Linked DNA regions of Homo sapiens: region 2 is linked to region 1. Evidence: chromatin loops called from intact Hi-C (ENCODE). Cell type or tissue: OCI-LY7. All regions are shown on one strand. Links, peaks and the distances in the headings refer to the core of each region. The heading gives the core; the rest is flanking DNA.

Region 1 (2,904 bases), core at 135-2,634:
TTAGAGAGTGACATGCCAGGGAGAGCTGCAGCTCGCTGGGTTGGCAGAAGGGGCAGATGGTGAGTAGGGGGAGGTCATGGAGGAGGGATGAGGTGGAGGGGCAGGGAGTTCACGAGAGAGAGGAGGTGGACCTGGGAGAGGAGACAACTCCTTGGTTTTAGAGCAAAGAACCTTGAGTTAACATATTTACGCCAGGAGAGAGAATGTCTAGGCTTGAAGGGGGAGGTGAGGGCTGATGGCACAAGGCTTCCAGCAGAGGATGGACAGCTCGGCCTGGAATAGAGAGTGAGACACAGTTTCCACGGAGGTGGAGAAGGGGACACAGTCCCTCGTCTGTGATTAGATGCCAACGGAATCCAGGCACAAGGGAAAGAGGGGCAGCACCTGCCCTCTGGAGGCTTCCAGTCTAGCGGAAGCTGATGGGTGGGAGGCAGGTGCAGAAAGATGGGGATCAGGCCTGGGAAGCAGTGCAGGAGCCAGGAACACCCAGCCCTCTTCCTGTCCCTGGGGTGCCCAGCACCAGGGAGCATGAGTGGTGACCAGAGGTGCAGGTGGGTCCCCCCTGGTTAGTGGGAGAGTGGGGGAGGGCAGATGGAGTGGGGAGTCTTGAGTGACAAGCCAGCGCCCCTGGCACCCATCTCTGAGCATGGCAGACATGGTCCTGCCTCCACGGTGCTCCAGGTCCAGCTCAGCATCTTCCTTGGAGGGGCACCCCAGAGGGGCCCCCAGCCACATCCTGTAAAATATGGGCTTCTGATGACTCTCTGACCTGGCTCTTCCTCCATAGCTCTCAGCCCCCTTGGAAATCAATTTTAAAATGTGCACTTAAAGGTTTGGTTCACTACAAAGGGCAGGTGAACAAGACAGACACAAATGATCCTTGGGAGCCCACGTCAAGGGGTAGGAGGCAGACAAGTGAACAGACTGTGATGATCCAGCCCGCAGAGGGCCGGTAGGCCCACATATAGCAGGAGCGCCCACCCTCACATGGAGGGGGAGGGAGGGCTTCCTGGAGGAGGCGACATCTAATGCTACCCAAAGGGTAAGTAGCAGCTCATGAGTTAGGCAGGTGAAAAAATCTTCAGGCAGAGAGAACCACAGGTGACACAAGCCAGCATGCCTGGGTTCCAATCCCAGGCCCTCCCCACCCCGACCCCCGGCGGTGGGACTTCTCTGTGTCTCAGTTTCCCGCTCTTTAAGAGGGAGCCAGAACAGCACCAACTCCATAGGTCTGAGAGGACCACACACTTGGAAGACGGCCCTGCGCCTAGTGTGGCCGCCACTCTGAGAGCGCCCGTCACCATCGCCCGGAGGAGGAGGGAGGTCGCTGTCGCCAAGAGCCCGAGGACCAGAGCCGGCGGTCAGACCCTTCTCCACGCCCTCCAGGCTCTCGGCCTCGGTCCTCAGAGGGCAACGGCAGTGGGCCCTTCCTCCCAGAACTGCTAAAACATCGCCCTGCGGAAAGGGCCCCTCGCAGCCCAAGACGCCGGGGAAGCGCTGGAGGCGCCGAAGACTCGGTCGGGGGTCTCGGGCGCAGCCCCAGGACCTGCGGAACCCGGCCCGGTGCGCAGACGCGCACACTCCAGCAGGTGGCGCTGCCTCCCCTGGAACGAGTCGGCTCCCGCAGGCGGCGCCCGGGGCGGGAGGGAGGCAAAGGGAGGGACCGGAGAGCAGGGCGCCTCCCTCTGCCCCGCCGGCCCAGGCGTCCGATGCGGCCCCTGCGAGCCCCCTCCCCGGGAGTTCTCATTGCCTCCCCCTGCCCCCGCTCCCGGCCGCTCCGATGCCTGTGGCAACCGGGATCCCGCGCCCGCCTCACCTGGGTGCGGGGGTGCAGGGTGACCTTTCACGCCGGGCCAACGCCAGTACCCCCTTCTCAGCACACCTGGGTCCCCGAGCGGGCCAGGTGGTTCCGTGGGGGCGGCCGCCACCGGCACACCTGGGCTGGATCCCCGCACACCTGGGTCCGCCCGTGTCGGGCTCGGGTACAAGTCCTGGCCGTGACACCTGGACCCCTCCACAGCCCTGCGGCTCCTCACTTCCCCCCTGCAGGGGTGGTTAGAGGAGCCACTCTAATAAGATCTAATAAGATCCCTGCAGGGCTGGTTAGAGGAGCCACTCTAACGCACCTGGAAGGTAACCGGCCATTCACAGGAATAGGACACCTGTCCCCTTCGTGCTAAAGGACGTTGGGGACAAGCAGGCCCCATCCAAAACATGGGGAAAGTGACCACTGTCATCCCAGGGAAGAGGTAAGAGGGAGCACAGGACTTGGTAGGGGCAGCTGTCACGGGGATGAGATGGAGAAGAGTCATGGGACCACCTATAGCCCTGTGTCCCCAGAGCCACATGCCACAAACACACATACAAACATATACACATGTGCATAGGGACACACATTCACATGCTCATATGCACACATTCATACACACATATATGAACACACATGCATAGACATACATGCAAACACACGCTCATATGCACACATTCATATACACATATAAACACACATGCACATACACGCACATACACACACGCTCAATGCACACATTCATATGCACATATAAACACATGCACACATACATGCACACACATACATATACAATGCTCATATGCACACATATACACATATAAACACATACACACACGCTCATATGCACACATTCATATACACATAAACACATGCACAGACACACGCACATACACGCTCAATGCACACATTCATATGCACATATAAACACACATGCACACACATACATATACAATGCTCATATGCACACATACACATATAAACACACATGCACACACATACACCTGCTTATATGCACACGTTCATATACATGTATATAGACATGCACAGACATGCTCATGCACACATATACACATATGTACACATACACACGTGGA
Region 2 (2,904 bases), core at 119-2,618, 100 kb after region 1:
ACAGTGAAACTGGGATGAGGGCGAGGAAAGGAGAGAGCAAAGAATGAGGTGACCACATCTGCTGTGTAATGGAAATAAGCCCAGACAGAAACGGCACTGGACAGGGTGGCAACTCCTGGGATGCACAGGAGCTAATGGAGCCTCTTCTATCGTGTGTTCCCACTGGTCACAATGAGGACAGCTGTCCTCAGCAGAAGAAAGACCAGAGTCCAAGCCACTATCTCGCCTGCGGCTGTCACCACAAAAATCGGGTTCAGAAGGTGGCCTCTCATGTTCTTCCCTCTCTCCCACAACTCTCCTTAAGGGCTCCTGACCTTGACCTCTCCCACCCTGCCCTCCTACACTAGGTGGCCTCCCGCCTCCTTCATTTTCCCTTTGAAGCCTTTATTAAGGAACCATTAACATGCAGGGGGAGGGGGAGATGCACTTGACAATGTTTAACTTTTAAAGTTTGTGCTTTATCTTAGAAATTTCAAAAAGAAACACTTCAACTCAAGCACCCTAGAATTATACATCCCATTCTAAGTTCCTAATCTGTGGGATCATATCACTATGCTCCCGTGAGATCTTAAACCCTTTAAGGCACAATCAATCAGTGTCCTTCACTGATTAATTTCTCCTCCCCGCAAGCCAGGAAGAGCAGCCCTTTGGTTAAAACTGATCAAACTGTACACCTGACATGTGACCACTTCATTGTATGTAAATTATAACTCAATTTAAAAAATGAGTCCCCCACACCTTTGTCAAAACACAGGACATCTGCAACCATCCCCCCAGAAGGTTCCCTGGTGCGCCTTCCTTGTCAGGTGTGAGGCTTTCGTTTGTGTGTGGCCAAGAAGTTTTGATTTCTCTTTCATAAAATGTTTCAGGTACACATCCCTGGGTAGAAGGAAGAAGCATAGTATGAGAAAAGAACACTAAACTCGAGAATCAGATCTCGGCACTACCTGTGTAAGTTTCACCACCTCGGAGTCTCAGATTCCCCGCCCTCCAAGGGAGGGTTGAGCTAGGTGATTGCTCCAACTCGCTGAAAGCTCTGACATTCTGTTTCTGGGCTGATATCTAACAAAACAACACCATGCAAATGCCTACTGAAAAACCTCCACTTCAATTTTGCTTATGTAAATACCACTCAAGCGAGTTAATGAGAACTTTAACATGTTTTTTTTTTAATGGTACTGACCTCAAAACAAATGGTAAATTTTCATTAAATCAAGTGAGATGCAATTAACATATCTGACCTGACTGTGTACCTATTTATACTAGGCACTTTTTACCTGAACAATTTTCCGGCAATACTAAATTACAAGTAAACTCTTGGTTAAAACAAACAAACAAAGGCATTAAGTTGAGTGAGGCGTTTTCTCCCACTCTCTCACCTCACAGGACTCACATAAACCAGGACTCGACCCACCTCCCGTGACTGCGTGCCGGGCACTGCCGGCCACTCCTGCCGCCACCGTGCGTTCTAGTGAGGCACATTCGCTTTCTGACGTGCTCACAAGTCCGCCGGCGGAAGCTACGGTTCCGTTCTCACCTTAACTGCATATATACCTCTTTCCTCACTCTGAATGCTGAACTGAAAAGGGCATTTTCAGGTTAACTCATTTTACTGTTAGTTTTCCTCAATGACAAAAAAAATTAAGCAAATACTGAGGATTTTATACCATAAAACTACAGTAAGAAATGGGGGCAAAGGACACCACACAAACATCACTCACAGTCTACTTTTGGAAGGAAAAAGGTAACATATTTCATTTTCGGATTTAAAAATGTTTTCTTTATACTACAGGGTGGAAGAATATACGTGCGTGTGTGTGCGTCTGTGTGTTTGTTTGTTTGTTTTTCTAACAATTCAAAAGAAAATTTCCTGAAGCTGGTGAGGCAAAAAAAAAAGTTTCTAACTAGTAAGTTTTAAATCATAAAAAAAAGAAAAAAAAGGAGAAGAAAGAAAGAAAAAGAAGGGAAATTAACCACTACCTCAGAACAATAGTTTTAAAATGGTTTAATTGTAAAAACTTGGTGGCAGCTCAGAATTTGAATTTCGAGTTCTTCTGTAAAGTCCTGCATGAACTGGCAAGGTAAACGTCACAATTTTGAAAATAGTGAAGTAAGGGAAATAAGGAAGTCTGAACGTTAAACAATCCAAACACCTCCTCTTTTATTAAATCTAACGTTTGGCAAAGAAACCAGCCTTTGCCTCAAACTATCAGGGTTGCATGAACTTTTTAAGCCACACTCAAGTGTTTTGGAGAACATCCCCCACCCTGCCCAACTCTCTGCCCTGTGTCCACCCCGGGCCGTGGGCAGCCACTCTACTTTACCTGGCGATGCCCACTGCCTACCACCCCCACTGCCTCCTCCCCAGCTCCACCAGCCCAGCTCACTGAACAAGGGTCAGGCCTCCCACCTAAGGCAAACAATCCACAGGCTAGCCAATATCCTCAAACCCAGGACCAGGGCAGGGGTCGGGGTGGGGAATGAACTAGATCAAGTTTCTCTCAAGGATGTGAACTATGAAATGTGACAGGAATTGGTCACTTAGAAACTGAAAGAATGCAACAAGAAATGCCACAGAGTTGAACTGGGGCCAGAGGGCTTTCAGACAGCTAAGCACGTCCTCGAGCTGAAGCCACATGGAAAACTAGGAGTGAGCAAAGCAGCCAGCTGGTGGCGGGGTAGAAGGCTCCAGCACATGGAGCCAGGCACAGTCCCACAGGGCAAAATCCTAGAGAAAAACTGTGGCTGAGGCCCCCAGAGCAGCCAGGAACCTCCCTCCACTACCAGGCTCTGGAGCTCAGCCCATCCCAGCTCGAATTCCCGGATTCCTGTGTGATTCCTATCACACTATACATGTTCCCACTCACCAAACTCCTTCCCAAGCTGGCTGGAGTGGGTCTTTGC

The links. A loop is a pair of places that touch in the nucleus more often than their neighbours do. Peaks named below come from ENCODE experiments on the same cell type or tissue, not always from the same donor. Only the 100,000 strongest peaks of a DNase experiment are listed, where the experiment ranks them.
Region 2: it touches region 1 in a loop (4-fold over the local background); 7 of 110 quality-filtered maps call a loop at or near these places.

Annotation. Positions count from the first base shown.
Region 1 is chr17:77,245,884-77,248,787 of GRCh38, reverse strand. No RefSeq gene overlaps it. Among named protein-coding and RNA genes, the nearest start is that of LACAT1, 6.5 kb to the left of the region's middle. RefSeq lists an enhancer at 763-1,613 and a silencer at 1,499-1,674. In OCI-LY7, for the core only: CTCF peaks have their summits at 1,337 and 1,580 (motif pointing right); DNase peaks (open chromatin) are centred at 1,607 and 1,977; H3K4me3 peaks cover 1,067 bases.
Region 2 is chr17:77,145,641-77,148,544 of GRCh38, reverse strand. All of the region lies in intron 3 of SEC14L1 (SEC14 like lipid binding 1), which reads right to left. Among named protein-coding and RNA genes, the nearest start is that of SEC14L1, 6.1 kb to the right of the region's middle. In OCI-LY7, for the core only: CTCF peaks have their summits at 1,218 and 1,423; DNase peaks (open chromatin) are centred at 794, 1,504 and 2,574; H3K4me3 peaks cover 2,450 bases; H3K27ac peaks cover 2,500 bases.